Regions from separate parts of the Homo sapiens genome. Here region 2 is linked to region 1. A link is a loop called in an ENCODE intact Hi-C map of the cell type or tissue named here. Cell type or tissue: PC-3. All regions are shown on one strand. Each heading gives the region's core, and the rest is flanking DNA. Links, peaks and the distances in the headings are about the cores only.

Region 1 (15,861 bases), core at 1,407-9,406:
TCTGTATCACATATCTGCCCTGCCTACTTTTTAATGAAGATGGTAAAGGCGAGTTAGTCAAAAGCAAGATGAGAAAGAGGTAAAGTCATGAGCCTACATATTCTACAGTTAATTCTACTTCTAGATAATCCAGAATTACCCAATCCCATCCCTAAATAATCTGGAATTTGGTATCAACTCAGATAATACCAGAATTGGGTATTTACACAATTAACTAATAGCATATGCTCTAGTGACTACCAATAATAATGGAATAATCTGTTCCTTGTTATATACAAAGATGAGGCTATTTGCTATGATAAATAGTGCATATACCTTAAATTATTTTTCTTAAAATGGAATATGTTTACCCTGATTCCATTAATACTAATTTGCTGAACATCCCTTTGTAACGAAGCTACACTTCTCCCATCCCTATGGCAGCACACCAAGGTTAATGTACCTCAGTAGCCACAGATCAGGACCAACCTAAGTGGTCCATATGGAAATTACCTCTATGACTGTAGCCTCATTAGCATTATTCTCCTTGACAAAGCTAGCCAGCTGTGGACCTCTTATCATTAATGCCGCTAGATATTGCCATACAAATTCTTGCCTTATCAAAGAAAGTTTACAATTGGTATTTTTACTATAATGTAACATAAAACAATTTGTAAAGTAATTTTATTCACAGGTACTCATGAAAAAAAATTTCAAATATGAAGTAACATGTTTTTCTTTAGCAGTAATACATTCAAATCCTATTTCTGTTTTCTGTTGTGTGATTTAACTTTTAAAATTAAAAAAGCATAGGATTTTTAGAATCCCTTCAATTCATTGTTTTCCTACTACTTTATTTCTAGACTTTTTTGTCTTCTTGAATGTCCTTTTTTGACACTAAAGTTTCCCTCTGAGTTGAGAAAATGTTGTTCTCTAATCACACTGCTTATGGTTCTGCTTTGACTTTCAGACCCATCGGCCATGACATTAAAAGAGGGGAATGTGTTTTGGCCAAAGGAACCCACATGGGCCCCTCAGAGATTGGTCTTCTGGCAACTGTAGGTGTCACAGAGGTTGAAGTTAATAAGTTTCCAGTGGTTGCAGTCATGTCAACAGGGAATGAGGTATTAAAAATAAAAATGGAGGGAGTGGGGAGAGGGCCCATAAGATAAAGGTATTTCTGACATATGTTCTGTGTTGTAAATAGAATGTTGTAGATTATAGATCATACCAGTGGATCCACATTCTTATAACAGGGAAACAATAAATTGGCTTTAGGATAGTTTCAAGTTCAGAATATGAGAACAAAGAAGAACTAGTAAAAATTATGTATTATGAAATGTTCTCTTCTATTAGAATGAAATATTATAACCAATGGCCTTTCCACAAAGTCAGTACACATAAGCAAAAAACTTTAGCTGCTAGCTATAGATATTAAACTATACAAACTCAGTACTGTTTCTGTTTAGACAATGAATTGTGCCCATCCTGCTGCTGAAATGATGAGCTACTTCTGTGTGGGAAGTATCAATGAATCAGGACATCATGGCTAGCACTTCTTGTGAAAAGTTCCATTTGATCTTTAATCACTAAGAGGGATTTGATAATCAGGTTTTTTTTTTCCTCTCTCTCTCCCTAAAGATAGCATCTCTAGTGGCATGATATTTAGAATGGGTCAAAATGTCTTTTCATTCCTGATTTAGAAAAGAGAATTTAGTCCATCTCTTTCTGAGAACTCTTGAAAAACTTCCTATTGCTTGTTTTGCTTAGGTTGTGCAAAACTTCAGTCAGAAGCTCCAAGGTCAAATGGAGAATACTAAAAAGTGAATCTGCTGGAAACTCAAAACCTTATAAAAGAATCAGAAACTATTGAGATTTTTAAAAGTATTAATAATTCCTTTGACCTTACTATTAAAGAAAAGATTAGCGGGATTTTTTAAAAATCTCTTTGTTCTGAAAATAAACCCATCATTATTTTTAATTTCTTGAAGTCTTGGAAATGAAAATTTTCAGAGGTCTTTTTATGACATTATAGTCCTTTTGGTTAAAGCAAAAGAATAGACTGTTTTATTTTGCAAATAGATAGCTAAATCAACATTCCAGATGTGCTTACTTCCCAGTATATATGCACTAGTCATTTCCAAAAACTATTGATTGACAAAAAACATTCTTTTCAATTTGATCTACATAGTAATGATTTTAATATCCTTAGAACCAAATAACACTATATATAGCATCAGAAATAAATTTTTGTTAAACTGGTTGACTCAGTGAACTATTCTTTTTTATGATATACTTACATGCTTTGTGCAACAAGTAAGTTCATGGAGTTTGAGAAAGCTAAACAGTAGCACACTCATGGACCAGGCATGGTGGCTTATTCCTGTAATCCCAGCATTTAGGGAGGCTGAAGCAGGGGGATCAATTGAGGCTAGGAGTTCAAAACCAGCCTGGGCAACATAGCGGGACCCTGCCTCTACTAAAAAATTAAAAATAGCTATGCATGGTAGCACATGCCTATAGTCCTAGCTACTGAGGAGGCTGAGGTGGGAGGATCACTTGAGCTCAAGAATTCAAGGCTGCAGTGAGCTATGATGGCACTACTGCACTTTAGCCTGGGTGACAGAGTGAGACCCTATCTCACAATAAAGTAAAATAAGAATTAACACACTCATAATAACTATTTAGTTAATAGGAAACTCTGTTTAAGCGATATTGCTTATATTTCTCTCTCATGCTTTTGTAGGTCTGGACTCATCCTCTCAATTATCCACAGAGTATATTGTTAGTGTTTTGTTTAAGCTACCTTTTACACTCAATTAAAACTATTTACTGGAAGTAGGCTAAGGTAATGGGGTGAGAATAGAGATGGTATTATATCATGAAATCTAGGGAAGAGTTTGTAGTCTTAGTTCCCTGCCCCCACAGAGCTTATTACTCTTGAAGAAGCTTTGACTAATTCTACATGACTTATTCCCCTACTTTAACAGACCTGCTATACTAAACTATACCACAGTTTTCCAAGAGAATAATGCTTCTAAATTATATTATCTCTGGTTCCATATAGCTCAACATTCCTCCCTTTCTCTTATTCAAAGTTAGTTTTTATTATGACTCTATGATCATATAGTTTAGTTTTGTTCAGCAGATAATTGGGTACCTCTGTGCCAGGCACTTTACTGGAAATTGGTGATAAAAAAAAAAGAGATAAATAAAGCATATTATCTCTCCAGAAGGCTTGAAATTCTCAGATACCTAGAAAACAATAGCAAAAAAAAAATTACCTATTTTCAGAGAGGGCAAAAGAAATTGCACTTAATGTAGCAAGGCCATAATTTACCCAGTCACAGTACAAACTTTCCTTAAGTATTGGTTTTAGTTTCCTTTGATACATATGGTTTCAGGCCGGGCATGGTTGCTCACACCTGTAATCCCAGCACTTTGGGAGGCCAAGGCGGGAGGATCGCTTGAGGTCAGGAGTTCGAGACCAGACTGACCAACATGGTGAAACCCTGTCTGTACTAAAAATACAAAAAAATTAGCTGGGTGTGATGGCACATGCCTGTAGTCACAACTACTTGGGAGGCTGAGGCAGAAGAATTGCTTGAACCCGGGAGGCGGAGGTTGCAGTGAGCTGAGATCGTGCCACGGCACTCCAGCCTGGGTGAGAGAGAGAGACTCCATCTCAAAAAAAAAAAAAAGATATATATGGTTTCACATATGTCCACTTCTTGAATCTCATATGACATATTGGTAAGCAGGACAGTTGCCTTGGCAACCCAAAGAGTGCCGTACAAGATGTCTATGTATACTCTAAAACTTGCCCCAGTATTTTATTACTGTATGAGCTTGTTAAGGACCAGCAAATTATTTCAAAATTGGGGATATAGAGTTATCAACTATAGCTAACATGGAATAGCTGATTTCTGTATTCGTTGATTTCAACAAACTGTGCATATTAAAATTTAGATATGCAACCTGTGGTGATTCATGTCTGTAATCCCAGCACTTTGGGAGGCCGAGATGGGTAGATCACTTGAGGCTAGGAGTTTGAGACCAGCCTGGGCAACATGGCAAAACCCTGTCTCTACAAAAAATACAAGCCAGGCATGATGCTATGCCCCTGTAGTGTCTGCTACTCAGGAGGCTGAGGCAGAGGTTACAGTGCGCAATGACCATTCCACTGTACTACAGCCTGGGAAACAGAGTGAGACAAAGAAAGAAAAGAAAAAGAAAGAAAGAAAAGAAAAAGAAAGAAAGAAAGAAAAAGAAAGAAAGAAACAGAAGGAAAAGAAAAAGGGGAAGGGGAAGCAAAAAGAAAAGAGAGAAAAGAAAAGAAACAAGGAAAGGAGGGGAGGGCAGGGCAGGACTGCTTAGGAGATGGGTGCACCAAAATCTCACTAATTACCACTAAATAAATTATTCATGTAACCAGATACCACCTGTTCCCCAAAAATCTATTGAAATGAAAAATGTTTAAAAAATAGAAAAAGAAAACTCATTCATAATCCAAAAAAGAAAGAAAGAGTCTCGCCATTTTGCCCAGACTGGCCTTAAACTCCTAAGCTCAAGTGATCCTCCCACCTCAGCTTCCCAAGTAGCTGAGACTACAGGCTTATGCTACCATAGCCACTTCACAGGACAGGTTTTAAGCCAATCAAATCTGTCCAGAGTCATCTTAATGGAAATATTATATTAATTATTTTCTAATACAATTTGTAAACCTCTGTATTTCTAAACCAAATTCTTAAAGACTCCTTAAATTGTTTAAAAGATCTAAATGTTTCTCTTCCCTTCTTATCTTGTAACCTAGTAAGCCAGGCAATTAGCTTAACGATCAGTTAAACCTTTTTTTCCCCAGAGTTGTGTTAAAAGCTATTTGCAACAGGAACATTCTTCATGAGAGCTCATTGACTTTTCTCCCTCTTTTTGTGTTAGACCTATGTATCTGAACTATCTGGGTGTATCCATAATAACAAGAATTGAGTTTTGATCAATTAATAGATTAAGTTTTCTAGAAGACAGAGAAAGAAAGTGAGATGATTACCACAAATATGTAAAGAGTTACTGACCACTATAAAAGTCAAATCACCTTCTCTTTGCAAAGAGTGGGAAAGCCTTAAATGCAAGCAAACCCATTTCAATACATGAGAAAGAAAGGAAGTCATTACAACCAGTTCAAATAGTATCTTGGGCACTTGATAATTCCATCAAGACTATAGGATTAATTAAGTCTTTAAAAGTACTTTCAAGTGAATAATTGTAGTCATATCAAAAGTACTTCAAAATGACCACTGCAATTCCAGGTTGTCCTTGATGAAATTATGCTTTTTAGAAAGATAAATGTGTGAAAGAGAAAACAGAAGCCAGAGTTATGCCTGGAGATAGTGCAAGTTTATTATTAAATGAACCCATGAATTCATTAGCTACTGGTCATTCAAAAGGGAAAAATAGCACTTAAATATTGTACCTAAAGTCCTCAACAGTAAAGGTTGAACCCCTGGCAGCTAACCCTGAAACCTAACAAGCTAGAATGGGTAGAGAGGAAATCTCTCCCAAAGCCAGTTTCTCATAGACAAAACTAAGAAAAGTTCTTATAGGCACACAACAATGTGGCCAACTGACAGATAGGATGGCCAGTTTCAAATCTTTACTAAGAAAAACAAAAATTAGTATAAATCCAATCAGATAACCAAACAATTCTGGAAACCTTATAACAAAAACAATATCAGCTGTCTTTGGGAGTTCAGCAAAAAAACGATCAGACCTCAAAACAAGGGCTGGAGTTAATCTAAGCATCATAGACAAGGAATCTGCCCAAGCAAAAAGGCAGAAGAGACCTCACTGAAATACAGTATAACCAATAATATAACTGGTGGCAAGAGTTCCTGCCTAAGTCTTGGTAGGATTTTCATAATACCAAAATCCTAATACAAAGACCACCAGGGAAACCTGTTGATCATACAAAATGGTTATATTAAAGTTTCTGAGAAAAAGAAAACATCACCTTGACAATGTTGGGGAGGGAAAAATAATTTTTCCTCTACCCTTGTGAGTTCTTACCTGGGACCTCTATAAACGATAGATTAACAAGAAAAAAAGAGAAGTTAGTTAACATGTATACCTCGTGTATATATGGGACATACCCAAGGGAAAATTAGTAACTCCTAAAGTGATGGCTGAGAAGTCTGGCTTAAATAGCATCTTCAGCAAAGAACAGTACATTCTTAGAGAAGTGATGAGACAAAGGACCTTGAGTCTCTAGGGCCGGCAATTTGTGGGAAGGCAAATATATGGGAAACTAATGATAGATTAAAGGCTAGTTAATAAAGTTTGATATATAAATTCCTCTGGCGCCATCTGCAGGCTGATAAGTGTCCAAAGATTTATCCCTCGGGCCAGGCGCGGTGGCTCACGCCTGTAATTCAAGCACTTTGGGAAGCCTAGGCGGGTGGATCACAAGGTCAGGAAATTGAGACCATCTTGGCTAACACACGGTGAAACCCCTACTCTACTAAAAATACAAAAAAATTAGCCGGGTGTGGTGGCGAGGGCCTGTAATCCCAGCTACTCGGGAGGCTGAGGCAGGAGAATGGCGTGAACCCGGGAGGCGGAGCTTGCAGTGAGCCGAGATCGCATCACTGCACTCACTACAGCCAGGGCGACAGAGCGAGACTCCGTCTCAAAAAAAAAAAAAGATTCATCCCTCCAGGGGTCGCGGGGGGAGTTACCTTTCTTAATTTATGTCCTACTTTTAGGCAAACAGGAGAAAAGCAGAGAGCGTTTCTTATATTTTTCTTCTCAAGTGCCTTCGGCTAAAAAATATTTGTTATGCTGGCATATTTTGGGGTAGTATATTCTGCTACCCTTCAACAGAGTCTCAGTGGTGTTTCACAACTGGGAAGTCATAAGATTTTTATGAGGGTATTTATAGGATTTTGAGGACTAGGGTTGGCCATGGGATAGTTTTAAGGTAGAAGTTATTAAGCAAAGTCCGAGCAGAGATTGGTCGGAATTTGTAAAATAGGTGAATTGGTGGATCACAGTCAGTCTTATCTTCAGAGCATATGAATCCATGTGGAACTACTGTTAAAACAAGTTGTCCATGATCTTATCTTAAAGTATATGGATCTGAACAAGCTTGTGTTAAAAACAATTTATTTCAAGTTACATGTCCTGGTTTGGTACAGTTTAGCTGTTATGCAAATAATGGTATAGTTTTGCAAGTTGATGTTTCTGTTTTATTTCTCAGAAGGAAATAGTTTGTAGGCAAGGCAGCCAATTATAAGGCTTTCACAGAAATTCAGACATAATGTAATGAATGTCTAGAATTGTTTTGGGAGGTAGTAAAAGAGTGAATGAAAATGTAGGGTCAAGGAAGAGATGGATTAGAATATTCTTAATGATTGAGGCTTTTGGGAAGAGTGGGCTACAAAGGGGAAAACAAAGTTAAATGTTTAGGCCAGGCGCAGTGGCTCACGCCTGTAATCCCAGCACTTTGGGAGGCCGAGGTGGGCGGATCACCTGAGGTCAGGAGTTTGAGACCAGCCTGACCAACAGTAGAGAAACACCATCTCTACTAAAAATACAAAATTAGCCGGGCGTGGTGGCGCATGCCTGTAATCCCAGCTACTCGGGAGGCTGAGGCAGGAGACTCGCTTGAACCCACGAGGCAGAGGTTGCAGTGAGCCGAGATCACGCCATTGCACTCCAGCCTGGGCAACAAGAGCTTGATGCTGTCTCAAAAACAAAAACAAACAACAACAAAAAAGTTTAATGTTTAAAAAGTGGGAAGATAGTGGCCAGGTATGGTGGCTCACACCTCTAATCCAAGCACTTTGGGAGGCTGAGGCAGGTGAATCACTTGGGGTCAGGAGTTCAAGACCAGCCTGGCCAACATGGCAAACCCCCGTCTCTACTAAAAATGCAAACATTAGCCAGGCATGGTAGTGTGCGCCTGTAGTCCCAGATAGGAAGCTGTGGTAGGAAGATCGCTTGAACCCAGGGGGTGGAGGTTGCAGTGAGCTGAGATTGCGCCACTGCATTCCAGCCTGTGCAACAGAATAAGACTCCATCTCAAAAAAAAAAAAAAAGAGGTGGGAAGATAGTGGTACCATTGATAATACCAAAAATGGGAAATTGAACTTGGTGACTTGATATGGAGATGATGGGTTATGTTTTGTTTTACCTCATATTTTTTTCTTTTGAAACTGTAATAAATTTCAGACATCATTCCCAAGATGACTGGAAGTATAACAGAAAATAAGATTCAGTTTTAAAAGGAAAAATTGTGAGTTTATTCTAGTATATTTAGCCTTATACTCTTCCATTTAATTCTGTATTGTTTTATTTGAAATTATTTAAAATACACTGTAAATCCCACACCCTCATTTAACTAGCTATTTTTTCGTTATGTCAGTTTTACAGACAAATAATGGGTTCTCCAGTGATCTCTAATTTTCCGTTATTTCTGGAACTGTTTGCAGCAAAATAACAGAGAGGAACATAAATAGCAAAGAAAACACCCTGATAACAGAGGAATCTTACTTAGTTCGTGGTCAATACCCTGCTTTGAAAAAAATGATATAATCACACATTTTTCTTTCTAAAGCAACTAGTTTGATTAATGGAGTTAAAGAGCTGCAAGCCTTGCCCCTTATAAAATTATAATCACTTTAATAACTGTGTTAATTAAGATCAGAAAATTAATCTATGTTAGCATTGCAGTAGCAATTTTCCAAGTACTGCCAGGGAGTAAGAATGAAAGTGGGTTACAATGTCACATGGCATCTGATTAAGTTAAATTAGTAAGTATTCGAAGGGAAGACTCCCTGGTGACACTGAATAAGATGGTCACAGTTTTCCTGTAGCCTATTGTAAGGGGACAGTTGGTTGCAAAGCTACTACTTTTCCAATATAAAGTCAAAAATCTGGCCACATACTATCACTAATGAGTCTGAAGGAAGATTAGGACTTGTGGTTATTGTCTGGGAGAATTCATATAATAAGCTCTGGTGTTGGCCATATTAGTAGCTAAAACATCTTAAATGTGCAGGCTTGCCTTTAACCTCCTAAAATAATAGTCCAGGTTTTCTCACTTCAAGTAAGTACTTCTTTTTTTACTTTATAATTTCTGAAATCAAAGCATATCTTAAAACTGATACATAAATTGTTGTAAGAATGTATCTGTGTATGTGAAGGACCCCCTACTCTTAGGTATTTTATAATCTAATAGTCTATGTTCACATTATAAACTGATGTCATCTGTACTAGCATCTAGGGGTAACAATATGAGAACAATTGGGAGGAAAGTAGGTGATCCTTTGACGTCATATGTCATAAAGAAAGGAAAGAGAATCACATTTATTGTACATTTATCTGCATAAACTGAATGTTCATTATCTCACTCCTAACAATTACCTTGCAAGGTAGTTATTATTACTATATTTTATAAATGAGAAAATTACGACAAAGAATTTTGTCAACTTGAATTTGAACCCTGTTGGAATCCAAAGCTCTTCCTACTCTACAATCTGACTACCTCATTGGAACATCCTAAGGTAGAATAAGCTTCGTTAATTTTCTTCGTAGACATAGTAGATATTAAATCTCTAAAGATTAATTCAGTTCAGAATAATGGAATTGTGCATACATGTAGCTAAGTATTACTTAAGTTTGCTAGTATCAGAGACAAAACATCTGTCTTCCTCTCCTTCACATAAGCTTAGCTTCTTTGATACTGTTGACCCCACTTCAGAAAAGAGACAAAAAAGTTTGAAAGAAAAGATAAACTATTATTCTGTTCAGACTTAAGGATATCATGTCACACAATCTATACCTCAAATATTCCCAATGGAAGACAAATTGGAAAATAATATTGGGAGAAAAAAAGATAATTGTTTTATTTAGTTTGGCCAGTATCTCCAGAGCATTATTATCAAATTGGAGCCCAACCTGGTGGGATATTTTGCATGCAGTTCAATCGCCAGTGAAATTTCAGAGTGTTTTTTGACTTCCATAGGAACATTTTCTCATCCTCCTATACTTTCAATATTTATTTAAAGATCCTTTGGGCATTCACCTTCAAAATGCCAGATACCATTGTAGGTGCTAGATATGCTAAACTCAGTTTAGTAGATTTTTTTTTCATTAGAAATATGCAACATTAACCTAATAGAATAATTTGTGGTGGTTTTTTGGCTTTGTAGCTGCTAAATCCTGAAGATGACCTCTTACCAGGGAAGATTCGAGACAGCAATCGTTCAACTCTTCTAGCAACAATTCAGGAACATGGTTACCCCACGATCAACTTGGGTATTGTAGGAGACAAGTAAGTATTTGATGTCATTCTGAAAAGTTTGTATTGTACAAATACGAGTTTTTGGAATACTCATTAGGTGGAGTTGCTGCTAAAGAGACAGAAATTTAATGTCATAATTTTCACTTATCTCATTCTTCAGAAGCCAAAGAATATTGAGGTATCTATGTCCTTTAGAGATAAAGATTTCTTGGAATGTCTCTGAAAACAAGAGAAATACTTTACTTTCCTGTAGTATGTTAGGTTTCAAAGGATGTTTTTGTAATAGTTTTGGTTTTATCCCAATGGAGCTAACAGTGATGGCATTATTCTGATGCACATTTTTACTTCTTTCAAGAAAGACAGGAAAAGCATAGGTAAGAAGAGAAAGAGAGATTGTCAAAAGTAGCACTACCTAATTCTTTGAAATTTAAGTACAATTTTTTTCTAGGACTTCTATATTGATTTTTGTGTCTTTATGTAACCTGTTTCTCCAGGCTTTACCTACTTGAAAGTACAAAGGGAAGCACAATGACTATAATTACTCAATTTTTAAGAGCCTATTACCCCCATCTACTGAATTAACTCAGCCCTCTGCTAAGTTTTCTAAGTATTTCTGTGAATCTCCAGTGCTGTCTCATGTGTGATCAAAAGCAAGTCTACACTTTCTAAACATCCTAGTATCATGCAACACTGCTGCCTGGCTGTCTTTCAAAAGTCACCCTTTCCATTTCACTAGAGCTACACCTGCTTTTAGTAATACTCAAATATCAACCCAATGGAGACAAGGCTCAGAGACAGATCTGAGTGATAAATACTCATGATGTATCTATCACCCATAATCCCCTTTCTCTCTTATCACTACCTCATCACTGTGTAGACCTCATTAAGCATGGATCCTTCTTCCCTTATGTTGAGTACTTTCCCAAAACTCAGATGTGCTTTTGAAGAGGTTCTGACCTACCATTCACAAGGTAGGATCTGACAAGGCATGCTGTGAACTTTATCTTAGGCTCACACTGGACATAGTCTAACCTAAGCTTGTCCAGGCCAGGCACAGTGGCTCACGCCTGTAATCCCAGCACTTTGGAAGGCCAAGGCGGGTGGATCACTTGAGGCCAGGAGTTGGAGACCAGTCTGACTAACATGGAGAAACCCCATCTCTACTACAAAATAGAAAAATTGCCTAGGTGTGGTGGTACACATCTGTAATCCCAGCTACTCGGGAGGCTGAGGCATGAGAATCATTTGAGCCTGGGGGGCGGAGGTTGAAGTGAGCTGAGATCGTAACACTGCACCCCAGCCTGGGAAACAGAGTGAGACTCTGTCTCAAAAAATAAATAAGTAAACAAATTAAGCTTCTCCAACCCGTGGCCCATGGACCACGTACAACCCAGGACAGCTTTGAATGTAGCCCAACACAAATTCATAAACTTTCTTAAAACATTATGAGATTTTTTTGCGATTTTTTTTTTTAGCTCATTAGCTATCATTAATGTATTTTATGTGTGGCCCAAGACAATTCTTCTTCTGATGTGGCCCAGGAAAGCCAAAAGATTGAACACCCCTGGTCTAAACCTTGGACACAAGCATCTTGCCAGTAACCTGAAAGGTAGTAGCTTTTATGTCATCTAACCTTTTGAAGTTCTCTTCTTTCCTCCTGATTTTTTTTTCTTTCTCTGAGGACACTGGAGTGGAAGCTGGTGTATTTTCAAATGTCATTCTTTTTAAAATCTTCACCATTTGTATTTGCATGGATGTTTAGCTCTAAAGAAGTTTGGCCAGGAGTGGTGGCTCACACCTGTAATCCCAGCACTTTGGGAGGCCAAGGCAGGTGGATCACCTGAGGTCAGGAGTTTGAGACCAGCCTGGCCAACATGGTGAAACCCTGTCTCTACTAAAAATATGAAAATTAGCTGGGGGTAGTGGTGCGCACCTGTAATCCCAGCTACTCGGGAGGCTAACACAGGAGAATCACTTGAACCCGGGAGGTGGAGGTTGCAGTGAGCTGAGACTGCACCATTGCACTCCAGCCTGGGCAACAAAGCGAGACTCCAGGGCCCCTCGTCCTAAGAAGGGAAAGTAAAGCCAGTGTACAGGAAGGAAAGGGGGGAAAAAGCCAGTTATTTGAATTTGGGCCTTAGCAGTAACCTATCCTTTAAGATACAAGTACTTAAAAACTATCCTATCCAGATACAGCTTTTCCAAAGACCAAAATCAACTTCTGAGAAGAGAAGTGATAAATCCAAGAGTTTGAAAACACAAAGATAAGGCAAGCAGGCTTGAAACTTCATGGAACAAACACCAGATTCTTAGGGTTATTTCCCTCCTACCAATGGCTCTGGCCCTACCTCTAAGTGCGTTAATGAGCTCTAAGAAATAGTATAAGGAAAAAGGGAGCTTTTAAATTGTTTTTACCCTAATTTGTTCTGGACTATAATTCTGCCCATTCTCCCTCTTACTGTTATACTTTTTTTTTTAAAGAGGTTACTTAATATACTGTATATACTGCCATTATCTTGAAGTACTCTAAAGGCCAAAACATCATTGAAAGGCCAACATGTTGGTATGCTGATATTTTTCTGGGATCCACACTGTTAATTTGTGGTGGACATTTCCTAATAATGGTGATATTGCATTTAACTCCAAAATATACTTTGAAAACAGTATAAAGAACAACAAAACTATAAACAGGTTAAGGCAATTCAGTGAATGTACAAATCTCTAGTGTATACCCTTTTCTTGAATAGTAATACCTTATATCAAACTGAGAACAATTTAAAAAAAAAAGAAATTGATGCAAATCTAGGCTTTCTTAGTCTTAGAGTGCTATATTGAAGGGGTCCAGAGTGAATGGTGTAGAATGCAGAGGTGGAATGTGGGAGGAAAGAATTTATAATTGTTCTAATGGAAATCTGTGCTGGGAGTTTAGCAAAGAAAACAAGGTATTTAATCTACAGCCTATTGATATTCTGTGAAGGCTACCCTCCTTCATTCTTCTTCATCCTATTCAGCCATTTGCTAAGGAAAGCAAATATTGTCACACAGAAGCATCTGGGTAAAGCTCTCCAGGGAAACAAGCAGAGTCATGGGAGAAACTGTACCCTAGGTTTAAAGCAGGGAGAGAAATAGCTCAAGAATGTCAATAAGGGCGAGGTGCAGTGGCTCACGCCTATAATCCCAGCACTTTGGGAGGCCAAGGCGGGCGGATCACCTGAGATCAAGAGCTGGAGACCAGCCTGACCAACGTGGCGAACCCCCGTCTGTACTAAAAATACAAAAATTAGCTAGGCATGGTGGTGCATGCCTATAATCCCAGCTACTTGGGAGGCTGAGGCAGGGGAATCGCTTGAATGTGGGAGGTGGGGGTTGCAGTGAGCCAACATCGTGCCACTGCACTCCAGCCTGGGTGACAGAGCGAGACTCTGTCTCAAAAAAAAAAAAAAAGTCAGTAAGCACAGAACCTTACTCAACTATGACAGATAAGGGTAGAGAGTGACAGCTCTATTTGTATCATTAAAAAAGGTTTGAGTCTGGTTTTTAAATTCTATATGATTCTATTTCTCAGCTCTTATTCTTATCACCTGCCATAATTTTGACAATCAAAGTAAAAATAGAAGAATAAGACTTTGTAGCTCTTTGAAGTGAGTTGGACTAAATGGCCTTTGCTTACTATACCTTTTATTTTAAAAGGTTAATTTAATAGTACTATGAAGATTACTGGAGGGATGCTTCAAATACCTGAGAATTAACAACTGTATTTGAAAATCATTCATTTGTAAACATTATATATATATTAAAATACATTTCTTGTTTTCTCACACTGTTTGGAACACAGTACTGTTGGAGTTCCTATAGTCTTTTTCTTTAAAGAGACACATTTTGAAACCCAGAGATATTAAGTAACTTGCCCAGCATTATACTACTAGTTAGTGGCAGAGATAAAAATGGAATCTAAATTTCCTGAGATTGACAATCCATAATTCTCTACTATCATTATAAAGACAAGATATTGTATACCTGTGTACTACTGTGGGCTGGATTGGTCAGACAGAGTTTTATAAACCTCTAGTTTCAAGCTAGAACTTAAAAGAATGAGTAGGATTTAGATAGGAAAAGAGAGTGTGTTAATCCAAGTAGGAAACTGAATGCACAAAGTAGAGAAGTAGAAACAAATAGTGTCTAGAGAATTAGAAATGAACAAGAGATTCAGGTAGAAGGATAAGACAGGTAAATTGAGTAGAAATTTGAACCAGATTTTGAAAGGATGTGGAGAAATAGGAACACTTTTACACTGTTGGTGGGACTGTAAACTAGTTCAACCATTGTGGAAGTCAGTGTGGCAATTCCTCAGGGATCTAGAACTAGAAATACCATTTGACCCAGCCATCCCATTACTGGGTGTATACCCAAAGGACTATAAATCATGCTGCTATAAAGACACATGCACACGTATGTTTATTGCGGCATTATTCACAATAGCAAAGACTTGGAACCAACCCAAATGTCCAACAATGATAGACTGGATTAAGAAAATGTGGCACATATACACCATGGAATACTATGCAGCCATAAAAAATGATGAGTTCCTGTCCTTTGTAGGGACATGGATGAAATTGGAAATGATCATTCTCAGTAAACTATCGCAAGGACAAAAAACCAAACACCGCATGTTCTCACTCATAGGTGGGAATTGAACAATGAGATCACATGGACACAGGAAGGGGAATATCACACTCTGGGGACTGTTGTGGGGTGGGGGGAGGGGGGAAGGGGGAGGGATAGCATCGGGAGATATACCTAATGCTAGAAGACGAGTTAGTGGGTGCAGCGCACCAGCATGGCACATGTATACATATGTAACTAACCTGCACAATGTGCACATGTACCCTAAAACTTAAAGTATAATAAAAAAAAAAAAATGGCTTTGCAATTTAGGCTGCCAAACTACCCAATTCAGTTAAATTTGAAGTTTGGGTATTTTTTGGTTTGTTTGGGTTTTTGTTTTTGTTTTTGTTTTGCCGAATTGACATAAAAAACAATTATTTTAAAAAGATCAATTGACCTAGATTTATCATATAAGCTAATGATGGAGACTGGAAATAAGGAGAACAATACAATTTGTTTACTCATTGTTTAATCAGTCACCAGGAAGTATTGATTGTGTACCTGTGAGTCGTCTGGAGATCTTATTGAAAATGTTGATTATACTTTAACAAATCTGGGGTGGGCTGAGATTTTGCATCTCTGACAAGCTCCAAAATTATACCAAACTGCAGGTCTGTGGAACACAGGAAGTATCAAGAATATAGTAAGATCAGTCATGCGTCTGCTATGAATTTTAAGCCAAAGGCTATGGAAGATACAAAATTGAAACAGATATTGATCTTACTTTTGAAGAATCACAAATTCCAAGCAGTAAAAATATTTTAGAAGGTTCCAGAACTTAAACTCAAATTTGGAACTATAAGAAGAAAGAGATTAAATAAAGAGAAATATTGAAGTCTATTATGTAGAAGAGAGCAGTGTCACTGTTGAATTATCTTTGTCTGGATTACAAAGCCTCAAAATGGTATGTGTATGTA
Region 2 (15,861 bases), core at 2,566-10,565, 250 kb before region 1:
GATTCCAATACAATAATAACTGGAGACTTCAACACCCTACTTTCAGCATTAGGCAGATCATGCAGACAGAAAATCAACAAGGAAACATCAGACTTAATCAGCACTATAGAACAAATGGACCTAATAGATGTTTACAGAATATTTTATCCAATGGTGGCAGAATACACATTATTCTCCTCAGAACAGAGATAATTCTAAAGGATAGACCATATGTTGGGTCACAAAACAAGCCTCAAAACATTCAAAAAAATTGAAATGATAGCAAGCATCTTTTCTGACCACAATGGAATACAACTGGAAATCAATAACGAGGAATGTTGGAAACTATACAAACACGTGGAAATTAAACAAGATGCTCCTGAATGATCAATGGGTCAATGAAGGAATTAAGGAAACTGAAAATTTTCTTGAAACAAATGACCAAATATGCCAAACATACCAAAACATATGGGACACAGCAAAAGCAGTACTGAGGGAATTTTATAGCTATAAGTGCCTACATCAAAAAAAGGAAAAAATTCAAATAAATAACCTAATGATGCATCTCAGAGAACTAGAAAAGCAAGAGCAAACAAAACCCAAAAGTAGTAGAGGAAAAGAAAGAATAACGATCAGAACAGAGATAAATGAATTTGAAATGAAGGAAATACAAAAAGATCAACAAACTGGAAAGCTTGTTTTTTGGAAAGTTAAGCAAGATTGACAAACCTTTAACCAGAATAACTAAGAAAAAAGGAGAGAAGATACAAATAAACAAAATCAAAAATGGAAAAGGAGTCATTACAATTGATACTGCATAAAGTCAAATAATCATTAGTGGCTACTATGAGCAACTATATACCAAAAAGTTAGAAAACCCAGAAGAAATGGACAAGTTTCTAGACAGATACAACCTATCAAGGCTTAACCACAAAGAAATCCAAAACCTGAACAGAGCAATAACAAATATCAAGATTGAAGCTGTAAAAAAAAGTATCCCAGTGAAGAAAAGCCTGAGATCCAATTCCCTGCTGAATTCTACAGAACATTTAAGGAAGAACTAATACCAATCTTACTCAAAGTATTCCGAAATACAAGGAGGAGGGAATACTTCCAAACTCATTCTATGAGACCAGTGTTACCCTGATACCAAAATCAGGCCAAGACATGTAAGAAAGAAAAGAAAAGAAAATTACAGGCCAATATCTCTGATGAATATTGATACAAAAATCCTCAACAAAATACTAGCAACCCAAATTCAACAGTACATTAAGATCATTCTCATAACCAAAAGGGATTCTTGGCAAGCGTACAAGGATGGTTCAACCTACATCATACATCCTATCAACAGAATGAAGGACAAAAACTATATGATCATTTTACTTGATGCTGAAAAATCATTTGCTAAAATTCAAACTTGCTGCATGATAAAAATCCTCAAAAAAACTGGGTGTAGAAGGAACATCCTTCAACATAATAAGAGCTATATGCAGCAGACCCACATCTGGTATCATAGTGAAATGGGAAAAACTGAAAGCATTTCCTCTAAGATCTGCAACATGACAAAGATGCCTACTGTCAGCACTATTATTCAGCGTACTACTGGAAGTCCCAGCTACAGCAGTCAGAGAAGAGAAAGATATAAAGGGCATCCACATTGGAAAGGAAGAAGTCAAATTATTCTTGTTTTCAGATGATATGATATTATATCTAGAAAAAAACTAAAGACTCCACCAAACAACTATTAGAACTGAGAAGCAAATTCAGTAAAGTGGCAGGTTACAAAATCAACATACAAAAATCAGTAGCATTTCTATATGCCAACAGTGAACAATCTGAAAAAGAAAAAAAAAAAAGTCCCATTTACAATAGCCACAGAGAAAATTAAATACCTAGGAATTAACTTAAAGAAGTAAAAGATCTCTATAATGAAAACTGTAAAACTGATGAAAGAAATTGCAGAGGACACCAAAAACTGGAAAGTTATTCCATGTTCATGGGTTGGAAAAATTAATATTGTTAAAATGTTCATACTACCCAAAGCAATCTACAGATTCAATGCAATCCCTATCAAAACACCAATGACATTCTTCACAGAAAGAGAAAAAAAATCATAAAATTTATCAGGAACCGCAAAAGACCCAGAATAACCAAAGCTATCCTAAGCAAAAAGAACAAAACTGGAGGAATCATATTACCTGACTTCAAAGTATATTATAGAGCTATAGTAGCTAATACAGCATGGTACTGGCATAAAAACAGACACATAGACCAATGGAACAGAATAGAGAATCTAAAAATAAATTTATACACCTACAGTGAACTCATTTTTGACAAAGATGTCAAGAACATGCACTCAGGAAAAGACAGTCTCTTCAACAAATGGTGCTGGGAAAACTGAATATTTATATGCAGAAGAATGAAACTAGACCCCTATCTCTTGCCATACAAAAATCAAATCACAGTAGATTAAAAACTTAAATCTAAGACCTCAAAACTGTGAAACCATTACATGAAAACATTGAGGAAACTCTCCTGGATATTGGTCTGTGCAAAAATTTCTTGAGTAATATCTCATAAGCACAAGCAACCAAAGCAAAAATGGACAAATGGGATTACAAATTTAAAAGCTTCTGCAGAGCAAAGGAACAATCAACAAAATGAAGAGAGAACCCACAGAATAGGAGAAAATATTTGCAAACTACCCACCTGACGAGGGATTAATAACCAGAATATGTAAGAAGCTCAAACAACTCTATAGGAAAAAGATCTAATAATCCAATTAAAAATGGGCAAAAGATCTGAATAGACATTTCTCAAAAGAAGATGTACAAATGGCAAACAGGACTATGAAAAGATACTCAGCATCATTGATTATCAGAGAACTACAAATCAAAACCACAATGAGATATCATTTCACCCCAATTAAATGGCTTTTATCCGAAAGACAGGGCATAACAAATACTGGTGAGGACTAGAGAAAAGGGAACCCTTGTACACCATTGGTAGGAATGTTAAGTTAGTACAACCACCATGGAGAACAGTTTGGAGGTTTCTTGGAAAACTAAAAATGGAGCTACCATATGATCCAGCATTCCCACTGCTGGTTATGTACCCAAAAGAATGGAAATCAAGGCCAGGTGCGGTGGCTCATGCCTGTAATCCCAGCACTTTGGGAGGCCAAGACAGGCAGATCACCTGAGGTCAGGAGTTCAAGACCATTCTGGCCAACATGGTAAAACCCTGTTTCTACTAAAAATATAAAAATTAACCGGGCATGGTGGCACATGCTTGGAATCCCAGTTACTCGGGAGGCTGAGACAGGAGAATCACTGAAACCCAGCGGGTGGAGATTGCAGTGAGCCGAGACTGTGCCACTGCACTCAAGTCTGGGCAACAGAGCGAGACTCTGTCTCAAAAAAAAAAAGTGGAACTCAGTATTTCCAAGGAATATCTGCACTCCCATGTTTCTGGCAGCACTGTTCACAATAGCCAAGGTGTGGAATCAACCTAAGTGTCCATCAGCAGATGAATGGATAAAGAAAATGTACATCTACACAATGGAATTCTATTTGGCCATATAAAGAATAAGAACCTGTTATTTCCAACAACATGGATGAAACTGGAGGTCATTATGTTTGTGAAGCCAGGCACAGAAAGACAAACTTCACATGTTCTCACTCATTTGTGTGAGCTAAAAATGAAAACAACTGAACGCATGGAGATATATAGTAGAAGGATGATTACCAGCTGAGGATGGTAGTGGGGAAGTAAGGGGACTAAGTATAAAAAGTAGTTAGAAAAAAATGAGTAAAACCTGGTATTGGATAGCACAACAGGATGACTGTAGTCAATAATAATTTAATTATATATTTTTAAATAAAAAATATAATTGGATTGACTAACACAAAGGATAAATGCTTGAGGGGATGGATATTCCATATACCATGATGTGATTATTATGCATTGCATGCCTTTATCAGAGTGTCTCATGTACTTCCCAAATTTATGCAGTACCTACTGCATACCCAGGAAAATTAAAAATTTTTCAAATTTTTTAAACTAAATTATTCAAAGAAGATTACAAAAAGTCTGATAGTCTCTGGGCAATTTGTGTTAATACAAAAAAAATTAAAACCAGGAAAGAAAACCCTGAGAGATCAGGAGATAACATACTCTTCATAGAGATATGAAGCATTTCTTTGTTTTCTGTGCTTTCTTAGAAGCAAACCTGATTAGGTACAGAAGAAGCCTATATATGTCCTTATTACAGTGTTGAGTAAAATGTCAGTTTCCATCTATCGCATTTATTGTTCCTGATTTGAATACCCTCTTCTCTTGGATACTTAATTTTTATTCTGTGAAAAGAAATGGAAGAGAGGATCTGAGTTTAGGTTATTCATAATCATCTCAATATAAAATAGTATTGCCTGCTTACAAAATCTTTCAAGTTTATTTTGGAAGCCTAAATTTTTAAATAATTTTTGTTGATTAATTCTTAAGTTTGGCTTGGCTCTTTTATTACCTGAGACACTCTTAAGTGTATAACTTTGAAAGCATAACATTGAACATCAAGGTAGCATCAAAGGAGGAAATGTATAAATGTGCAGTCTCAGTAGTGTTTTTACGTATGTGTGTGTTAGTGGGGGTAGTCATTTCTACCCATTCTGACCAGGTAATTAAGTGTGGTTGGTGCCAGTAGATACAACCAGTTTCTTCTACCCCACTCCCACCAGCTGCCCTAATAAAGTCACTTTTCAGTTGCCTGTTGTCCAAACCTGAAAAACAATCCCAATCCTAGGGTGTATAGTATTATTAACTATAGTCACCATATTATGCATTAGATTTCCTGAACTTTTTTCCTCCATATCTACATATCAACTTCTGAAGAACAGGAATGAGTAACTCTTTTTTTTAACGTAGGTTGAAAGACATACCTAGCCAATATTCTACCATTAACGAATACATACATATTCCATATATAAAAATGTTAACAATCCATAGGAATATCAATATTCTTTCATCTTTTCCTGGAATGAGATACAAAGTAGTACTGTTTATATAAGTGGAATATGAAGATACGTATTCTCATGAAAATCTCTTATAAAAAGTGATTTGTTCACCTGAGTGCCCAAGTTTTATGGTTAGATAATTTAATTATCAGATTAATGTTTAGATAAAAGTTATTGAAAAATAATATGTAAAGAGAAAAGTTGTGATGCTAACGAGTGTTCACTGCTATGTACTTGAGTTGGTTCTTGAACAGGGGTTGGGATCTAAATGTTAGCAAATACAGTGAGATTTTTCATAGTTAAAGTGAAAAAAACTTGAAAATCTTTCAAATACATATTAATCTCAGTAAGCCAAACAACCAGTTTTTACCCCAGCATTGAAATAAATTCTTTGGTTGAATTAGGTAAATTGGTTGGCATGCTTTATAAAGAGGAATAATTACCTTTAAACATTAGAACCTTAGCTGGCACAGCAATTCATTAACCATTGGAACTGAGGTAAACTGTGAAAACTACCAACTCAGACACCATTTCATGCTCACTGCAAAGTATATGTTCATTGAATGGAATGGAAAACAAAATGCCTGCAGTATGTAAATTTGTACTCTTTTCTTCCTGTGTCCTTCCTACCATGGTACTGTCTCCTTTGACCTTTCATCACAACCAGATCTTATTTAAATATTGTACAATTTGAACTGAAAAAAAAAATGGAGCATCTTCTCTTCACATGAAACGTTATCTGCTTCTTCCAGGAATTGAAGAAGATGTAAATATTTAAGAATATTAAAACCCCAAGAAAAGATGTTCATTAGCAATAAGATAATATCTCTCAAGTAAAAGTGAGATGCCTTTTACAATTACCTTGATTTCCAGATTGCATCTTCTCTGTGTAGCAGTAGTCTTTGACCATTTGGTTGTATTATTATAAGTTGATGTGGTTATGATTGTTTGAAAGTTGTTTGTAACTAAAATAAAAATAAAATCTGTAAATGAATGGTTTTAATTAATTAGACTAAATTCGAGACTGCTTTTACAATAATGTGACTCTTACTTCCGTTCTGCTCTGTTTCTTGAATGAGAAAAAAATAGATTTATAACAAGTACTCCTTGAACATCCTTGGGAGTTTGTCGTGGATGTAACTTTTATCCACTACATGATGTCCCAAGAAAAATATTTTAAGGATACCTACTCTGTACCATAGAATACTTATAGGAGCAGCCTCAGAATTGTTAGTTTATTATAACCCTTTTTAAAAATGTAAAATGAAATTAATGTGTTTGTCCTTTAATAAGCAGAAGTCAGGAAAATGTAACTGGCTGGCATTAAACTGCCTATTTTTACCTAATTTATCTCCTCACTAAATCTATATTCTGTTCTGATGAAGGATTCTCACATTTATGTCAGTCTACAAAGTTGAACATAAAGTGATTATAAAGATAAGACCAAATGGTACATATTGTCATTAATCTACATCATTCCTTCCATCAGCAGTATGTTTTTCAAAGTATGGTCTTCTGACCAGCATCAGAAGCGTCACCTGGAAACTTGATAGAAATGTAAATTTTCACCTGGAAACTTGTTAGAAATGTAAATTTTGAGGCACCTAGACATTCTGAATCAGAATCTCTGGAAGTGGGGCCCAGCAATCTGTATTTTAACAAGGCTTCTAGAAGATTCTGATGCACACTAAAGTTTGAGAAACACTGCTCTAACTACATCTCACTTTGATAACTTAACAAAGTTATTATTAATAGTAGTCATTAGCTGGTATTTCAAAGATAGTCTTTGTTATTTATTTAAGATTATTTAATCAGCAGAGGGCACTGCAGTAATTGTTAAGGAGGAAATTTTATTAAATCTACCTAATCAGGTTACAAGCACATGAGTACTAATATATAAATTTGTCTGCTCTGTTAATAAAATCATGTCTATAAAAATAAGTGAAAGCACTATACTAAGTGATTTTTCACAGAGTCACTATGCATGTAAAGTATTTCTGCACATTTAGATATATCTATTATATGTTCTTTACGGGTTTTTTTAAGACAGAGTCTCACTCTGTTGCCCAGACTGGAGTTCAATGGCACGATTTCGGCTCACTGCAGCCTCTGCAACCCGGGTTCAAGCGATTCTCCTACCTCAGGCTCTTGAGTAGCTGGAACTACAGGGGCATGCCACCACGCCGGGCTAATTTTTGTATTTTTAGTAGAGACAGGGTTTCACCATGTTGGCCAGGCTGGTCTCAAACTCCTGACCTCAAGTGATCCGCCCACCTTGGCTTCCCAAGGTGCTGGAATTACAGGCATGAGCCACCATGCCCAACCATATGTTCTGTACATTTTTAAACATCATTGTCTGTTAGCAATATCTTTTTTAAGGTCATTTTTCCTATGAAGTTAAAATATGAACAATTTCATCAACAAGATACCTGAATTACTGAATCATTGTTTTTGACACTGTTTTTACAGCTTAGCAGTCTTTGAAGCGTCTTTCTGACTTTAATGTTGTCCTCAAAGTATCAAGAAAAAAAAAGGAAAAGATCACAATTATGTGATTTTTCACAGAAGTTTGCAACTTTCATATTGGAAAAATATTTAGACGTCAAAGATAAATATTTTATTTAAAAAGAATAGCTAAGTCCAATTAAACCTTTATATTTTAGACCGACTAGTTCAGAAATACTGATACCTGAAGTAAGACTATAAATTTCTACCATCTTTCAAGGAATAAAAGAATCTGGTAATCAAATTAATAATGTATAAGAGGGAAACAGAACTTTAAGCTAGTTAAGGAAAAAATGGTTTCAAGCTTTTAATGGCATCTTTTTGCCATTGATAATGAACAGTCTGTTAATAATGAATACTTGTGTTATCTATTCATTAACAGATACAGATAACCTTTATTTGTCTGTATTGTACTAGCATATGTGATTGAAAGTGATAAAGCTACATTCTTCAAACCATTCTTCTGTTCAGATTTTCTAATAAACAGGTATCTTTCTCTTGTTATATTTGTAATTAAGTTTTATTCTCTTATTCTTTGTTTTCTAGTTGCATCTCCCCATTTATAGTTTACAGGTCTTTGTACTCAGCTCTTGCTCTCTTGTCCATCTTCCAGTCCCCATCTCATTCGCTGCCTGCTCCCTAGTTTAGATCCCTAATTTCAGTATTCTACTTCCTACGTGGCATTTGCCAGTGCTCTTGCATCTGGGTTCTTGCTCTCCATTCTCTTTTTCCTAGTCTTTGGTTCTCTACTACTCTTTGCAGGTAGTTTCTGGATTTTTGTATTATTTCTGTTCTCTAACTGATATGTGCAGAACTGCAAGGATGTAAGAAGAATTGGAAAGTAGAAGCATAGAAAGAGCTAACATGTATTGAATACCTATTCTATGCTAAGTGATTTATCATTTAGTTCTCAGAGCCCTCTTATAAGATGTAGGTATGTTTTATTATTACCTCCATTATATTCATAAGTACTCTGGAAACTTAGGTTAAATATTTTATTCTAATTCACATAGCAAAACTACATAGTAAAGCCAAGTTTCACATCTAGATTGGTTTATTTATTCCTTCACTTCTTTATTCAACAAATATTTGTTGAGCACATACTATATGTTGGGCTCCGAACTAGATGCTGAAATAGATCCAGCTCCTATTGTTATTGCCCTTAACTGTGTAATGTCATTTTCTGACTTCATAGATGATGATCTTTTACTACACCAAACAGCTTAAGAGGAAGAGAAAATAAAAGGAAAATAGAAGGGTTCTAATGTTTTATGTAAAATGTTTGATACAAACGTGAGAAAGACTGTGTTTGTGCTTGATTTAAGAATACCCTATTGAAAAGAACAGTTTGTATCTAGCATAGAGAGTCTGACATCCACCTACCCCAACCAACTCACCACCATCAGCATCAATGCCTTTCAGTGGCATCACCATGATATATTTTTTCTTTTATGTTCTAAAACATATAAGGTTTGTGTCTCTATGCCCAAATTCTTCAGAAGATCTTCAGAAAGAATTAACTGTCCTGCCTGAATTATGTTTAGAGAAAGATGAAGAACTTTGTAAAGAATACAGTCAGCCCTGCAGAACCCCTAACTACTGTATTTTCGATCCTCAGTTGATTGAATCCACAGATGTTGAACCAGCAATATGGAGAGCAACTGTACCTACACTGTGATCCATCCATCTATATATTTTTATACCCTGAAAAATATTTTAGATGGCTTACCCAAATACATAAATACAACAGAATTTTTAAAAATATAAATGTGAAGAGTAGGACAGAGAAAAATCAGATGAAACTAAAGTTGTGTTCAGTAAGCCTACTGAAAGGTATTCACAAATTTGTTCTCAAGGATAACTTGATTCACAAGCATTGTAATTTAAAAACAAACTGGTAACATAGAAAAGTATCCATTCCTAGTTATGATACTTGAAAGGAAATTTCTCCTGTAGGTCCTCCTAAAGACCACAGTGTAATACGGTGAACAATTCAGATGCTTCCTAATGTAAATAAGAGTTTGAGCCATTTTATTGATTCTGATTTCATACCACAGAAGCAAAGCCCAATAAACCAATTCTATAAAAAGTGAAATGAGGCATTCAAAGTAGATCACTCTCCAGTGGTCTGGCAAAATCCAGTGGTATGTTTTAGAGGATTTAGAAAAATTAATGAACCACATCTCTTTTAGGCAATTCTCACGTATCATTTGTCAATTGAGTTTTTCATGTGCTGGGTGACAGTGAGCTTACACGCTCTCTGAGGTTTGTTCTACTCACTACTGTAACATCAATACCTCAGATACTACCTAGTACATAGTAGATGCTTAATAAATATTCGTTATTTAAATGGATAAATGTTGTGCTTTGAAGTATCAATTTTAAGTGAAATACTCCCTTTCAGCTATCTGTTGATATTTCCCTTCATGTCCCTGAATAAAGTGTGCTACTATACTTTGGGATATATCATCTTTATGTGAAGCCCCGAATTCATGAAATGTCAACCATTGCTTATATAACTTTTTCAAGCAAGTAATGAAATAAATATTAACACTATCCAAGAAGTTCCTTTAATATTGTTAACAGTGACATCCCCTTGCTTGATGTTTAGGGCTCTGATTTTAACATCCTTGAGAAGGTGTTAACCTCCATAAAGCAATTTATAACATAGAAGTAGTGTTTCGTCTTGGTAAGTCTCAAAATCATAACAGATAGATTGGCTTTGGAAAATAAGTAATAAAGATTGGATAATGACATGGATGAAGCTGGAAGCCATCATTCTCAGCAAACTAACACAGGAACAGAAAATCAAACACTGCATGTTCTCACTCATAACTGGGAGTTGAACAATGAGAACACATGGACACAGGGAGGAAAACAACACACACTGGGGCCTGTCGGCGGGGTGAGGGGGAAGGGGAGGGAGGGTATTGGGACAAATACCTAATACATGCAGAGCTTAAAACCTAGATGACGGGTTGACAGGTGCAGCAAACCACCATTGCACATATACCTATGTAACAAACCTGCACATTCTGCACATGTATACCGGAGCTTAAAGTAAAATTTAAAAAAAAATTTAAATACGTAAAAAAAGATGGGATAATGCCAGCAAAGTCCTTACGTTTTTGTTAGTTTTTCTTTAAAATGTCTCCCATTGTTAAATATCCTGTTATGCTAGGATTCACTGTACCAGTAAATTGCATCAATTCTGCTAATCCTGTATTCTGTATAATTGGAAGGGATTAACTAATTTATATGCGTTCTAAACTTTATTTATAACATCAATTAGCATCTAATACATACCTGATGCATTTTAACTGCTTTTGCCCAGAGCTACAATCTTATTGAAGAGTAGCATTCTACTTTCAAAGAAATATTGAAATATAAACCTTTCTCTCTATACCTTCATAATTTACTTTTTGTTTGCCTTTCTACTTATTTACTGTAATACTTCATTTTGCAAACTTTATTTTTGTATTGCTTCCAACTATTATAACTTGCTTAATTTTTGGAAACAGAGGACTGGAAATGGATTAAGTCATGTATTTCACCCTCAAGTTTTAGCCTAAAATGTATCTTGACCATTATACAGTAAAATATATACCTATTTTGATTGACCCTTCAAAAATGAAATTTTCTTGTCTTTAGGAAAATTTAGGAGACTTTAGGAAAATGAAATTTTCCTTTCATTAGTGTATTCCAGATTTAACTGTACTTATCTTAAGAATGCCGTATCCTCCAGGCATGGTGGCTTATGCCTGTAATCCCAGTACTTTGGGAGGATGAGGTGGGCAGATCACCCTGAGGTCAGGAGTTCGAGACCAGCTTGGCCAACATGGTGAAACCCCATCTCTACTAAAAGTACAAAATTAGCCAGGCATGGTGGTGCGCACCTGTAATCACAGCTACTCGGAAGGCTGAGGTAGGAGAAACACTTGAACCCGGGAGACGGAGTTTGCAGTAAGCCGAGATCGTGCCACTGCACTCCAGGCAAAAAGAGCAAAACTTTGTCCCAAAAAAAAAAAAAAAAGGGTGCCCTATCCTAAAACTCCTAGTATATAGGTAAACCCCTTCACATCATTAATTTTTTATTTAAAAAAGACGGTTGGGCAAGATGGCCAAATAGGAACAGCTCCAGTCTGCAACGCCCAGCAAGATCAACGCAGTAGGCAGGTGATTGCTGCATTTTCAACTAGGTACACGGCTCATATCGTTGGGACTGGTTAGACAGTGGGTGCAGCCCATGGAGGGTGAGCTGAAGCAGGGTGAGGCATTGCCTCACACAGGAAGCACTAGGGATCAGGGAAGTCCCTCCCCTTGCCAAGGGAAGCCATGAGGAACTGTGCATTCCGGCCCAGATACTATGCTTTTCCCACAGTCTTTGCAAACCGCAGACCAGGAGATTCCCTCGGGTGCCCACACCACCAGGACCCTGGGTTTGAAGCACAAAACTGGGAGGCCATTTGGGCAGACACCAAGCTAGCTGCAAGAGTTTTTTTTCATAACCCAGTGGCGCCTGGAATGCCAGTGAGACAAACTGTTAACTCCCCTGGAAAGGGGGCTGAAGCCAGGGAGCAAATTGGTCTAACTCAGCAGATCCCACCCACACAGAACCCAGCAAGCTAAGATCCACTGGTGTGAAATTCTCATTGCCAGCACAGCAGTCTGAAGTCGACCTGGGGCACTCCAGCTTGGTGTGGGGAGGGGGCGTCCACCATTACTGACGCTTGAGTGGGCAGTTTTCCCCTCACAGCATAAACAAAGCAGCTGGAAGTTCGGACTGGACAGAGCCCACCACAGTGTGGCAAAGCTGCTGTAGCCAGACTGCCTCTCTAGATTCCTTCTCTCTGGGCAGGACATCTCTGAAAGACAGGAGCCCCAGGCAGGGGCTTATAGATAAAACTCCCATCTCCCTGGGACAGAGCACCTGTGGGAAGGGGCGGATGTGGGCGCATACTTAAACTTAGTTCCTTCCTGCCAGCTCCTAAGAGAGCAGCAGATCTCCCAGCACAGGGCTCAAGCTCTGCTAAGGGACAGACTGCATCCTCAAGTGGGTCCCTGACCCCCATGCCTCCTGACTAGGAAACACCTCCCAGCAGGGGTTGACAGACATGTCATACAGGAGAGCTCTGGCTGGCATCAGGTGAATGCCGCTCTGGGACGAAGCTTCCAGAGGAAGGAATTGGCAGCAATCTTTGCTGTTCTGCAGCCTTTGCTAGTGATACCCAGGAAAACAGGGTCTAGAGTGGACATCCAGCAAACTCCAGCAGACCTGCAGCAGAGAGGCCTGACTGTTAGAAGGAAAACTAATGAACAGAGAGGAATAGCATCAACATCAACAAAAAGGATTTCCACACAGAAACCCCATCCAAAGGTCACCAACATCAAAGAGCAAAGGTAGATAAATCCACAAAGATGACCAAAAAACAGCACAAGAAGGCTGAAAATTCCAAAAACCAGAACACATCTTCTCTTCCAAAGGATCACAACTCCTCGCCAGCAAGGTATCAAAACTGGAGGGAGAATGAGTTTGACAAATTGACAGAAGTAGGCTTCAGAAGGTGGGTAATAAAAAACTCCTCCGAGCTAAAGGAGCATGTTCTAACCCAATGAAAGGAAGCTAAGAACCTTGAAAAAAGGTTAGAGGAATTGGTAACTAGAATAACCAGTTTAGAGAAGAACATAAATGACCTGATGTAGCTGAGAAACACAACACGAAAACTTCATGAAGCATACACAAGTATCAATAGCCGAATCAATCAAGCCAAAGAAAGAATTTCAGAGATTGAAGATCAAATTAATGAAATAAAGCATGAAGACAAGATTAAAGAAAAAAGAATGAAAAGGAATGAACAGAGCCTCCAAGAAATATGGGACTGTGTGAAAAGACCAAACCTACTTCTGATTGCTGTACTTGAAAGTGACAGGGAGAACAGAACCAAGTTGGAAAACACTCTTCAGGGTATTATCCAAGAGAACTTCCCCAACGTAGCAAGACAGGCCAGCATTCAAATTCAGGAAATACAAAGAACACCACAAAGATACTCTTTGAGGAGAGCAACCCCAAGACACATAATCATCAGATTCACCAACGTTGGAATGAAGGAATAAATGGTAAGGGCAGCCAGAGAGAAAGGTCAGGTTACCCACAAGGAAGCCCATCAAGCTAATGGCAGATCTCTCGGCAGAAACCCAACAAGCCAGAAGAGAGTGGGTGGCCAATATTCAACATTCTTAAAGAAAAGAATTTTCAACTCAGAATTTCATATCTGGCCAAACTAAGCTTCATAAACAAAGGAGAAGTAAAATCCTTTACAGACAAGCAAATGCTGAGACAATTTGTCATCACCAGGCCTGCCTTACAAGAGCTCCTGAAGGAAGCACTGAATATTGGAAGGAACAACTGGTACCAGCTACTGCAAAAACATAGCTAATTGTAAAGACCATCGACACTGTGAAGAAACTGCATCAACTAAGGGGCAAAATAACCAGCTAGCATCATGATGACAGGATCAAATTCACACATAACAATGTTAACCTTAAATGTAAATGGGCTAAATGCCCCCAATTAAAAGACAGACTGGCAAATTGGATAAAGAATCAAGACCCATTGATGTGCTGTATTCAGGAGACTGATCTCACGTGCAAAGACACACATAGGCTCAAAATAAAGGGATGGAGGAATATTTAGCAAGCAAATGGAAAGCAAAAAAAAGCAGGGGTTGCAATCCTAGTCTCTGATAAAACAGACTTTAAACCAACAAAGATCAAAAAAGACAAAGAAGGGCATTACATAATGGTAAAGGGATCAACGCAACAAGAAGAGCTAACCTAAATATATATGCACCCAATACAGGAGCACCCAGATTCATAAATCAAGTTCTTAGAGACCTGCAAAGAGACTTAGACTCCCACACAATAATAGTGGGAGACTTTAACACCCCACTGTCAATGTTAGACAGATCAACGAGACAGAAAATTAACAAGGATATTTAGGACTTACACTCAGCTCTGGACCAAGCAGACCTAATAGACATCTACAGAACTCTCCACCCCAAATCAACAGAATGTACATTCTTCTGAGCACCACATCACACGTATTCTAAAATTGAGAACATAATTGGAAGTAAAACATTCCTCAGCAAATGCAAAAGAACTGAAATCATAACAGTCTCTCAGACCACAGTGCAATCAAATTAGAACTCAGGATTAAGAAAATCACCCAAAACCGCACAATTATATGGAAACTGAAAAACCTGCTCCTGAATAACTACTGGGTAAATAACAAAATTAAGGCAGAAATAAATAAGTTCTTTGAAACCAATGAGAACAAAGACACAATAAACCAGAATCTCTGGGACACAGCTAAAGCACTCTTTACAGGGAAATTCATAGCACTAAATGCCCACAGGGGAAAATGGGAAAGATCTAAAATCAACACCCTAATATCACAATTAAAAGAACTAGAGAAGCAAGAGCAAACAAATTCAAAAGCTAGCAGAAGACGAGAAATAACTAAAATCAGAGTAAAACTGAAGGAGATAGAGACACAAAAAACCTTCAAAAAATCAGTGAATCCAAGAGCTGGTTTTTTGAAAAGATTAACAAAAGAGATAGAACACTAGCCAGACTAATGAAGAAAAGAGTGAAGAATTAAATAGATACAATACAAAATGATAAATGGGATATCACACTGATCCCACCAAAATACAAACTACCATCAGTGAATACTATAAATACCTCTATGCAAATAAACTAGAAAATCTAGAAGAAATTGTTAAATTCCTGGACACATACACCCCCCCAAGACTAAACCAGGAAGAAGTCAAATCCCTGACTAGACCAATAACAAGTTCTGAAGTTGAGGCAGTAATTAATAGCATACCAACCAAAAAAAGCCCAGAACCAGACAGATTCACAGCTGAATTCTACCAGAAGTACAAACAGGAGCTGGTACCATTTGTTCTGAAACTATTCCAAACAACAGAAAAAGAGGGAATCCTCCTTAACTTACTCTACGAGGCCAGCATCATCCTGATACCGAAACCTGAGAGAGACACAACAAAAAAAATTTCAGGCCAATATCCCCGAGGAACATGGATGCATAAATCCTCAATAAAATACTAAACCAAATCCAGCAGCACATCAAAAAGCTTATACACCACAATCAAGTCAGCTTCATCCCTGGGATGCAAGGCTGGTTCACATATGCAAATCAGTAAACATAATCCTCACATAAACTGAACCAATGACAAAAAACACATCATTATCTCAACAGATACAGAAAAGTCCTCCGATAAAATTCAGCGGCACTTCATGCTAAAAACTCTCAATAAACTAGGTATTGATGGAACGTATCTCA

The links. A loop is a pair of places that touch in the nucleus more often than their neighbours do. Peaks named below come from ENCODE experiments on the same cell type or tissue, not always from the same donor. Only the 100,000 strongest peaks of a DNase experiment are listed, where the experiment ranks them.
Region 2: it touches region 1 in a loop (15-fold over the local background); 2 of 110 quality-filtered maps call a loop at or near these places.

The regions. Positions count from the first base shown.
Region 1 is chr14:67,112,069-67,127,929 of GRCh38, forward strand. GPHN (gephyrin) reads left to right here. Exons shown (of 23, transcript NM_020806.5): 16 at 950-1,103; 17 at 10,188-10,309. All of the region lies in intron 2 of LOC105370538 (a long non-coding RNA gene), which reads right to left. Among named protein-coding and RNA genes, the nearest start is that of GARIN2, 69 kb to the right of the region's middle. In PC-3, for the core only: CTCF peaks have their summits at 6,348 (motif pointing left) and 6,573; a DNase peak (open chromatin) is centred at 6,333; H3K4me3 peaks cover 804 bases.
Region 2 is chr14:66,861,378-66,877,238 of GRCh38, forward strand. All of the region lies in intron 4 of GPHN (gephyrin), which reads left to right. Among named protein-coding and RNA genes, the nearest start is that of GARIN2, 320 kb to the right of the region's middle. In PC-3, for the core only: a CTCF peak has its summit at 6,803 (motif pointing right); no DNase peak of the experiment used is centred there.